Linked DNA regions of Homo sapiens: region 2 is linked to region 1. A link is an interaction called in ENCODE POLR2A ChIA-PET data of the cell type or tissue named here. Cell type or tissue: MCF 10A. All regions are shown on one strand. Each heading gives the region's core, and the rest is flanking DNA. Links, peaks and the distances in the headings are about the cores only.

Evidence for each region. Peaks named below come from ENCODE experiments on the same cell type or tissue, not always from the same donor. Only the 100,000 strongest peaks of a DNase experiment are listed, where the experiment ranks them.
Region 2: POLR2A ChIA-PET joins it to region 1 with 6 read pairs; 3 of 35 experiments call an interaction of 5 or more read pairs at or near these places.

The regions. Positions count from the first base shown.
Region 1 is chr12:19,083,245-19,088,633 of GRCh38, forward strand. No RefSeq gene overlaps it. Among named protein-coding and RNA genes, the nearest start is that of PLEKHA5, 44 kb to the right of the region's middle. In MCF 10A, for the core only: no CTCF peak of the experiment used is centred there; a DNase peak (open chromatin) is centred at 2,047.
Region 2 is chr12:18,950,807-18,956,195 of GRCh38, forward strand. No RefSeq gene overlaps it. Among named protein-coding and RNA genes, the nearest start is that of PLEKHA5, 180 kb to the right of the region's middle. In MCF 10A, for the core only: no CTCF peak of the experiment used is centred there; no DNase peak of the experiment used is centred there.

The sequences.
Region 1 (5,389 bases), core at 55-5,054:
ACTTCTTCAGAGTTACAAGTGATACAAACATGAGAAGACTATTCTAAAGCATGATCCATTTAATTTAGCAGTACAAACAGAAAGAGGAAAATATTCCCTAAAATTACTTTATAGGATTTGCCTTATAAATTATTCCTTTCATTAATTCAGATACTCATTCCAACATTTATTGAGTGCCTACTGGTTGCCACAGGGTATGCACAGTATTACATGGAAGCAAAGAGGAATCAGTTACATGATTTTGCCTGGGAATGTCATCGAAGGCATTGGAGATAGTAGTGCTTGATCTGAGAGTAGAAGGGTGAATGGCAGCTTTCCAGGTGGACCACTTGGTGAAGGACATTTTTTAAAGAGGGAAAACTTTTGTTCAGGATGAATCACAATGGGTAAACCAAAAAGGGAGGAAGCAGAGAGAGAAGTCAGAAAGCTATTGCAGTCACCAGTTCAGGTGAGATATGATGACCTTACTTTTTAATAATTCCTGTCAGGAGATGGACAGAGTTTTCCTTTTCTTTTTTTCTTTTTCTTTTTTTTTTTTTTTTTTTTTTGAGATGGAATTTCACTCTTGTTGCCAGGCTGGAGTGCAATGGCGCAATCTTGGCTCACCGCAACCTCTGCCTCCCAGGTTCAAGCGATTCTCCTGCCTCAGCCTCCCCAGTAGCTGGGAAGCTGGGATTACAGGTGTGCGCCACCATGCCTAGCTAGTTTTGTATTTTTAGTATAGATGGGATTTCTCCATGTTGGTCAGGCTGGTCTCGCACTCCCGACCTCAGGTGATCCACCCACCTTGGCCTCCCAAAGTGCTGGGATTACAGGCATGAGCCACCGCACCCGGCTAAGAGCTGGACAGATTTTAAAAGTGTAGTATCGGACCTCAAAAAAGCTTGCAGCCCAGGAAAGTCTGTAAATACTTCTGTAAGAGGCCAGGTAAAAGAAAAAAAAATGGGAACAGATAGGTATGGTGAGAGAAACAACTTCTCCTTTAATGCATGATGCTATTGGTTATATTGTGTTCCCCTAAAATTCATCCACTGAAGTCCTAACTCTCAGTACTCTAGCATGTAACCTTATTTAGTAATAGGGTATTTGAATGTGTAATTAATTAATATGAGATCATACTGGAATAGAATATGCCCCTAATCCAATATGATGAGTGTTCTTATAAAAAGCGGAAACTTGGGGTCACATAAACACAGTGAGAAGGCCACGTGAAGAAGAAGGCAGAGATCAGGGTGATGCTTCTACAAGATAAAGAACACTAAAAATTACCAGAAGAAAAACAGAAGATAGAGGAAAGGCATGAAATAGATTCTTTCTCACGGTCCTCAGCTAGTCCTCAACACCCTATTGACAACTTGATCTTGGCTGTGAGGTTCCAGAACTGGGAGACAATAAAATTCTTTTGTCTAAGCCACCTCATTTGTAGTACTTCATTATGGCAGCCCTAGAAATCGAATACATATGCCTTCACAACTGCTCCATAAATGGCCTTGTTTTGTCAAGTCAGCCCAATTCCATCAAGCGTGTAGGAGTGCAACTAGAGTTCATGAAGAGACCTCTAGCCAGAACATATGACCAAGTACCCTACAGTTTAAGAAAGAAGCACAACCATGTCAAAGCTAAATCATTTCTGTCTTAGAGTTAACAGGTGTAAAACCAATAGAAACTCGGTGTTCTAACATTTATTTCAAAATCTATTCTTCTTTTCCCTAGAACCATTCACAAAGTCTTCCATTTGTAATGACTCACTTGGCTCCCTTCCACTACTCTTCTTATTTTGAGCCATTTATTTTTCATCTGTAGATTCAGCCCCACCCCTAATCCAAAATTAAAGATATCCCTAGTCAGAGATTATTTAATAAGCTCTGTGCCAGTGGGTTTATCATCTAATCTGCTTGGACAATGAGCAAGCATTGTTCTAGAAAATAAGCATTGTTCTTTATGACCACATCCCCAGGTTTGGGGCCTGTCTTCAAAGACTAGGTCACATCGGGCCTCCTTACCATTAAGTCTCAATTACTGAGGCTGTTCCATGACTTTCCTGGTGACTCATTCTGTAGCTCACACCTCCCTGACCATCTGTGCCAACTTGGTGTATCTGCCCGGCCTCTGGGTCCTTGCCTTCTCTGCTCTGACATGGCTAGCCACTAACTAGACTCTGGTTCTGACCTACTTCTCTTTCTTCTAAGCAGTGAAGACTTTATTTTCCAGTTTTAAAAATACATTTGGCATAGCTGTCAGTATAAGTTTGGTTATGCTATGATAACAAACAGCCCCAAAACTCAGCACTTAAAACAATCAAGATTTCCCCCTTGCTTCTACTGTATGCCAGTTAAGAGTCTGCTGTGGTGATCTGGTCTCCTCACTCTGGGACCCAGGCTGACAAGTAGCCACCACCTGGAATATCACCACCAAAAGTGGTGGTCAAGGGAAAAAGAGCTCTAAGGAGTGTGCCTTGGCATGTAAATGCTACAGCCTAGAAGTGACTCACATGACTTCCACTCAAAACTCATCAGCTAGGAAATTCAGTATTTGATATCTTGGGAGAGAGAGGAGAACTGGATATTTATAAGTGGCACTAAGGACCACCACACTTGACAATGATTATGTATTTAACAGTTTGTATGTCATCTAGGTCCCTTTTTTCTTGTTCACAGATTTCTAAATTAAAAAAAAAAATAGCTATATAATATGCGTATGGTGCTAGACCTGACAGATACTCTGAGAATAAATATTGTATAATCAAATAACACCTGTTGGGAAATATGTTTTGTTTATCTCTTAGATATTCATTTACTGTCTATTAGCATTTTAAAACCTCTGCAATATTTTAAAAAGAAAAGCCTGTCTAATTTTACTCAATCCAGAATTTCCCTAATTTATTTAACCGCAACTTTTTTTTTCACTACAATTTATTATCAACTTGAGTAAAACACTTGGGTTCATATTGCATTATCTCTTTTAATTTTATGACAACCGTACAGGGTTAGATAAGAAAGTAAGTTTAATATTAAATTTTTTCAATTTATTTTTCTAAAGATTTCATATGAAAGAAAATTAAAATTATTGGTTTTGATAATCTATGAATTTCAAGTACATATCATTTATTTCCCACAGATAATTCAAACTTTGTAGTGAAAAACATTTTTTGAAAAGTCAAAAATATTTAATTGCATAATGAATGGATTTCCACAAATTCAAACATTAAATTGCCAATGTTTTTCTAAAAGTGGCTCTTGCAAAGTGTTATCAATGGAGACAAAAGATTTCATTGAGTTTCCATTTTTTATATTTTATTTTATTTTATTTTATTCTTTGAGAGAGGATCTTGCTCCGTCACCCAGGCTGGAGTGCAGTGACACAATCATGGCTTACTGCAGCCTCGACCTCCCAGGTTCAAGCAAGCCTCCCACCTCAGAGTCTCCCGAGCAGCTGGGACCACAGGCATGCACTCCCATGCCTAGCTAATTTTTTTATTCTTTGCAGCAACAGGGTCTCACCATGTTGTTGCCTGGGCTTGTCTCAGGCTCCTGGGCTCAAACCGTCCTCCCGTCTTGTCCTCCCAAAGTGCTGGGATTATAGGCATGAGCCACAGTGCCAGGCCTGAGTTTCAACTTTGAATATTTCTTTTTTGCCTTTTCTTTGTAATCCTATTTTAATTCTGAAACAAACTTCAAAGGATGGCTTTTTAAAGGAACATGTTATAAATTAATGGCATTTAGTTTTACCATGTGTTTTTCTATTATTAGGTATAATTATTGATTGTGAATTAATGTGACTTCACTTAAGATAAAGACTTACAACTGGATAGAAAGGTATTTACTGAAAATAAAAATAATAATAAACTTTATAACCTCTATCATAATGTGTTTTTGCAAGTTAAAAAAGCTGTCTTTTTAAATTACACAGTTGCACAAAATTCCTTAGTTCATTCACTGTGAAAAAAAAAAATTCTAATTCAACCTTTATGTAAATTGAATACTGATTTTATTGCTCAATTATTTGCAGGTTTTTTTTCTTATGACCATAAGATATGACACCATATTTCTAAGCCATATTTCTAAATCTTTACTCTTTCTCAGTTTCTTTTCCCTATATTTAGAAAAGGTTAGGTCACATTTTCTTAGCAAATTACAAATTTTCAGTGTCAGACATTTGTTTTTCCATATGTATTCTTCTATTTCAGAGTATTCTTTTTCTCCAATATTCTTATACTTTTCTAGTTTCCCTAGTGAACTTCAGCCCATGCCTTTAATTATCTCACATTTGCTAGCCAAACGCACATTTCCATGACCAAAGATATGCTCTCACTACTTTAAAAAAGGTATTTCTGGCCGGGCACAGTGGCTCACCCCTCCTGTAATCCCAGCACTTTGGGAAGCTGAGGCGAGCAGATCCCCTGAAGTCAGGAGTTCGAGACCAGCCTGCCTAACGTGGTGAAACTCCATCTCTATTACAAATACAAAAATTAGCCAGGCATGGTGGTGGGCACCTGTAATCCCAGCTACTCGGGAGGTTGAGGCAGAAGAACTGCTTGAACCCAGAAGGCAGAGGTTGCAGTGAGCTGAGATAGTGCCACTGCACTCCAGCCTAGGCGAGAGAGGGAGACTCTGTCTCAAAAAAGAAAAAATGGTATTTCTTATAAAATTCTTCTATAAAATTTATATTTCTTATAAAATTTCTTTAAAAATTCTCACTGCCATACCTACACATACACATACACAAACACACACCACAAACACCAATAACAACTACAATGACAAAAACAACAATAAAAACCAGTTCTTCCGAGCTGAGCTGCCGCTCGTCTTCCTCTAGAAGTCTAACCAGGCCTCAGCAGAACGACATTGTTTACCAGTTGTAGCTAAGCTGATTGGCAGCTGATTTAAAACAGATCTAACCAGTGTTTCTGGAAAAATGAAACAAAGCTGTAATGAACAGAAAGCAGTTGTTACACCCTAAACTTCATAAGAGAGGGTAAAGGAGAGATTCCTTTGACTTATATTCTTATTCTAGACAACAGGTACTGTTGAATTCCTGCTGAATCCCAAGTTACTCAACACAACGAGATTTCTTTGAATTATGAAACAGTACAACATGATAAGGCTAATCTGAACTAGTACTGCTGCCTTCTTCACCTCCAACAAGTGTGGCAAAGTAAAATATTCATGTGGTCTCCAGGTCCAGCGTTGTTGTGACTTTCATTGTGGATTTGGATTAAGTATGAAGAAGTCCATTTGGTTTTTATATTAAGGCTTTATGGGTAATGGCAAAGTTTGGACATCTTATCTCTCTTATTCTTTTACCTTATTTCTCAATTCGTTCAGAAGCCAGAAGGAAAAGAAGGACACTGTGGACCTCTACAGAGACCCCAAAATTTGATGTACTG
Region 2 (5,389 bases), core at 312-5,311, 130 kb before region 1:
AATGCAAACAGGAATTGAAGCTCAGGGAGCTTTCTTTTAGCCTGTCCCAAAATTAAAGCTCTAAGTAGTAGAAAGGTTATTGTTTGGGTAAGATCTAGAAGTCAAGATATTAACCTGGTTGGATGCCCAAGAAGGATCTATCAAAACTCCCACAATGCCTCATGGTGATGGAGACAGCAGACACACCCAACACTCTCCTCACCTGTTAGCATTCCTTTCTAAGTCCAAACAAAATATGAAAGGGCTGGCACCTGTTCTCGTAACCTGAAAACCTATCCATAAATATTCAATCTTACTTTCCTGAAACATCAAGAAAGTCATAGCCTCCAAGAAAATCCTTTAGGCACAAACAAATTTTTCATCAGCAAAACAGTTCACAGAAGATGTCTCCCTTACATCTTTCCAAGCTTATCATTTTATAATCCTGTGAGCTGACCTCACCTGGCACTTCTCACCCCTTACAATCTCGCATGATCTCCGAGTCCTACCACGCTCTTGTGCTCTTTAAAATAATAATGAACTGAGAGATGACCCCGTGAGTGACTGCTCTTCAGAGCCCCTCCCACTCCTTTTGGAATTTCAGTCTCCATGGAATGACCCCAAGTTGCATCATTATCCCTCTCCTTTCTCCTAGCATGCTGAGAAAGCAAAGAACCAGGGTAAAGACAGGGGTCTGAGTCTGGGGAAGGAAAGTATCAGCACGGCTGCTCTCTTGCCCCCTTTTTCCGCCCTGGTACAGCTAAGAGAGGCAGAGAAGGGGACAACAGAGGTGGGTTTTCAAAGACTGCCCCAGCCACATCCCCTAGGGAGTGGCCAGAGCCTTCGAGCTCTGCTTTTGTTGCCCATAATGTGTTAAACAGTCATCAACTGTCCAACCTCCCCTTTATCCCGACCCCCAGCGAAGGAAGGAAATAATACGTTCTACTTTAAACAAAATCGGAATTTAGAGTTGAAATAATTTTGCTTGTAGCCTCTCAGTTAAGTGTTATTTCCTGCTGGAGTGAACCCTCTAACCTCTGTGCTATCTTTATCATGTCAGCTTCCTAGCATTTAATTTTTTTTTCCCTTGGGAGGGGTGGAAAACTAATGAATAAAATTACAGGTTGCTATCTCTCTCAGGAGACTGCAAATAAACCATGGTAGAAAGAAGTCCATAATTTTTGGAGCTAAAAATAATTATACCAATTGTATTGGCCGTATCACAGTTTTGTGTTGCATCTCTCAGATCTGGAGGACTATTACGATATTTCCAACAGTTCTTTTCAATTGACTGATGGACTCATGAGCATGGCAGGCCTAAGGGACCTCATGAATAAAGGATTATTATTTAAAAAAAAAAAAAAAACTCATTTCTGCACCAGGGCTTAAGAACACATGCAGTGACATGAATCAGTGCTGAAATTTTAAACCTTTAATTGACTTTTTATGGGTCTGTACACTGAATATTAAACACAAGGATTTATTTACATTATATTTCCAAACTAATTTTGCATTCTGTTTTGTTCAGTAACTTTATCTTTTTGTTTTTGAATTTGTTTTCAGCTATCTGACTTTATTGCGTTGTTTTAGACCAATCTACCACATCACCCAAACCTGCTGTTTCACTCTGTGTCATCTTGCTGCATGCTGACATGGTTATGCATACACTGTACATTTTCAATTATCTGGGGTAGTGCGTGATCGGGAGGGCACAGATAAGCAAAGCCCATGGATAATGGTAAAATCTCTCTGTAACCAGTACTTTATTTTCAAGATTTTTCCCCACCATTTCACAAAATCTGCTAGGAAAATCAGTTGGATTTCCAATTTCTCCTCCAGACCATGCTAACCCATTGGCAAAATTGATAAGAATAATAAGCAATAAATGATTAGATGACGATAACGGGAGAATTATAATTGATATACAAACCTGCTCTCCAATGCAGTAATAAGAGTTGGCTCAATCTCAATATGCCCTTTTTCTTATTTCTTTACAGTCTCTGGAGGAGGAGGGAAATCCAATTTGACCCTAAATTGTGCTTTTTGTAAGGCACATGTTGGCCTGATTGGGGCCCAGGAAGAGGGTAGCAAGGTGACTTTGGTACTGCGAAGCAGTGTTACTTCCCTAGATGTCACAGCCAGTCCACCTTGTTCAGCTTGGTGGGCAGCCAATACCTCGGCGTACTATTTACAATATTATATCAGATATCAATGAGAGCAGCCAGTGTAGAAAAAAAGGAAAGGAATTGAACATCACAAGAAAGCTGAAAGAACCTGAGTCTGTGTCTGCATGAGATCAGAGGTGAATCAGAGTGGATAAAAACCAGGAAAACATAATCATGCTTAATGTAGCCTACGGGCTACTTTCTGACTAGGCTTGAAAATCCTGGAGAAAGAAGAACTAGAGATATGTTTGGGATTCCATATTTTTATTTTAAAGATGTAGTTATTGTGTATGTGTGTGCTTGATTTTTTTTTTTTTAATTCTTGTGGCTCAATATGCTTCCTCTTTCCCCACTTCTAGGATCTCTCATTTTTCCCATGTTCTCAGATAATTTGTCTTGGTCTATGTAACAGAAGTCGGCTGGAGTGTTATACTTTGTCTGATAAAACACTGGGATGATCTGTCCATATCAAATCAGCACAAAGTTGTAAAATACCCAAACAATAGTCTCAGAAACACCAAAAATTGCTCAGAAAATAGACTCTAATAAGTCTGTTTTCTAAACAAGAGAATGAATTCATATAAGATGATACAATTAAAAGGAAATGCATTCCCTTTCTCACCCTGCCAACTATTCCCCCTCTCCCTGTGGAGCAGCATATACATTTTATATTTAGTGAAAGAAGGAGCTGGTATAGTAATGGCTGCATGCCACCCTGAAATGCTGCCTAGCAGCCTGGCAGAGTGGGAATTTACTTGTTCTGCTTTGTAGACACAGTTCGTTCCTGTCAGAAGTAGTTGAAACCACATTCAGTGATCTTGAAGAATCTAGGGGAAAAGGAAAAGGGCTTTGAAACTGGAGACAGGAAACAAAAAAACATTTTTTCCAAATGCAAGAGGAAGCTGGATGCTGCAAAATGCAAACTGGCAAGTGTATTTGTTAGGACCTATTTAGCCATCGATAACAGAAAGCAGCCCGGGCTTCTCAAACAGATAGTGGGAAATTCATTGTCAAGTAGACCTGAAACTAAATTCCAATCTAAATATGTTCAAATCTCAGTTTTGCAGCTTCCTAACTCTATGACTTTTGGGCAATTACTTAATTTCTCTAAGACTACAAAATGAAGATCATGGTGGTACCTAGCGTGTGGGTTTATTGTGCAGGTTAAATGAAATGATGCCTGTAAAGTACTTAGCAAAGGAGCTGATGTATTATAAATGGCAACTATCATAATTGTTATGAAAAGACCCATGTGGGGTCATGAATGTTGTATGCAAATGTATAAAGAACGGTCTTATGGAAGAAAGATTTGTTCCATATGGTCTTTATGGGTAGAACTTAGAAGAAAGATTTCAGCATAGTCTGTAGAAAATCAGTTGAACAATCTAGGCTACATAAGATGAGAATGATTTGTCTCAAGAGATGGGAAGCTTCTGCCAATCCCTAGGGCAAGATAAATATCAGCCAGGCAACTTGGTGGGATGTAAAATTTCTCCAGCATTTGGACTCCAGTAGTCCAAAGATGTTTGGACTACGAGACAGCTATTAGGATTCTTTCAAACCTATGAGCTCCTATGATTCTATTATTTCTTTCTCGGCAATTTGCAGTCGAAATGAAAAGAAAATTAAGCTTTAGGAATGGCGGAAAGGAGAATTAAAGCAGACTATTGCTCTATACTTATTGAATGGCCACTGTTTCTCTAGAAAAGATGTGGCCATCATTACTATAGATGACAATAGTTTTCAGTCCTCCAGAAAGTGGGCCAAGACAGATTATAAGGGAATTTGAACACAAGATCCTTGGTTCCTTTCTAAGGACAATATTTGCATATAAGCCTCTAATATAACAAGAATGCATATTCATTCATTTCCTGATTTATGCAAGAAAAAGTTATTAGGCACCAATTATGCACCAGGAGCTAGGGATACAACAATTAACACAATGGGTACAACTCCTGCATCCATGGAACTCATGGTTATTCATTTTGCAGTCTGTAAAATTGTACTTGTTATTTCCAGTAATTTACTATATATAAGTGACTACTTTATAACAGGTTTCAAAACAACCCTTTCTGTCCCTCCTGATACTTAGTTTGCTATTATATCATGCAAAATTGGTACTCTGGCCACACTGAACAGAAAATGTGTCCATTGAGTGGCCTCAAGCATATATTCCAAGAATATTGGTGTGTTTTTAGAGCCACTTATTATTCCATGTAACTACAGACTATTGCTAAATTCTGCTGTTTTTAGAAAAAATTCTCACTATTGAGTCTAGGCTCTTTATTTTACATGGCACAGTTGCACAGTTCCATTTAGAATTAACTAGAAAGCTTATGGCTAACCTACTCTGTGGAACTATACCCAAAACTATATGAAACATATATATGCTGGAACTGGGAGAGCAAAACTGTAAATATTTATGTAATAACCCCTGCTTAGAATCAGATTCTAAATAGTGCCTCATCTTGGTGATCAAGGATACAGAATCTTAGAACAGCAAGAGTTTTTCAGTTCAGATTACAACAACAACAACAAAAAAAGATCTTCACACATCTGCTTATCCAAGGTCCCAGCTATTTTTATCCTAGTATGGGCTCTAGCTTTATCTTGAACTATTCAAAGCCCAGAGGAAAGCTAGAAAGTTTCAATGGGTAAACCATTATTTTTCCTGCTTCTATTAGTAAAAAAGAAAAGGAAAATATTCCAGTTACCAAGAAATCTAGAGAGTAAAGAATTCTTTTTGAAAAATACAGTAGTCATCACCGATAGAGTGAATCATCTGTGAACCTCCCATTACTGCTAATGACTGTCACTCTATTTCAGGATTGTAGTGGAAGTAAGGCAGCTAGGACTGCATCCATAGTCACGAAACTATTTCCTCTCAGATAGTGGATCTTGGACCAGAGAAAAAACATTTATATGCCATCTTATGACTCAGTTCTAAGACCAAAGGTGTGCCTCTTGTAGTGCATACAGTGGCTCTCCTATGCCAGAGGAACAGCCTCAGAAGGCACGGGGTAGTGACACTCAGCTTGCCACCCCATCACTTGGAGCAGAGGAGTCCCTTTATCCCTTCAGCACAGTGGATAAAGTCTATCACTGCACAGTGTTTTAAACTTCCCTGGGGTCCTTGTTATACACACAAATTCTCAAGCTCCACCTAAAACCACTGCATCAGAATCTCCAAGTGAGGGGTCTGGAAAGTTAAATATTTAATAAGTGCCCCTGGTAATTCCTATCTG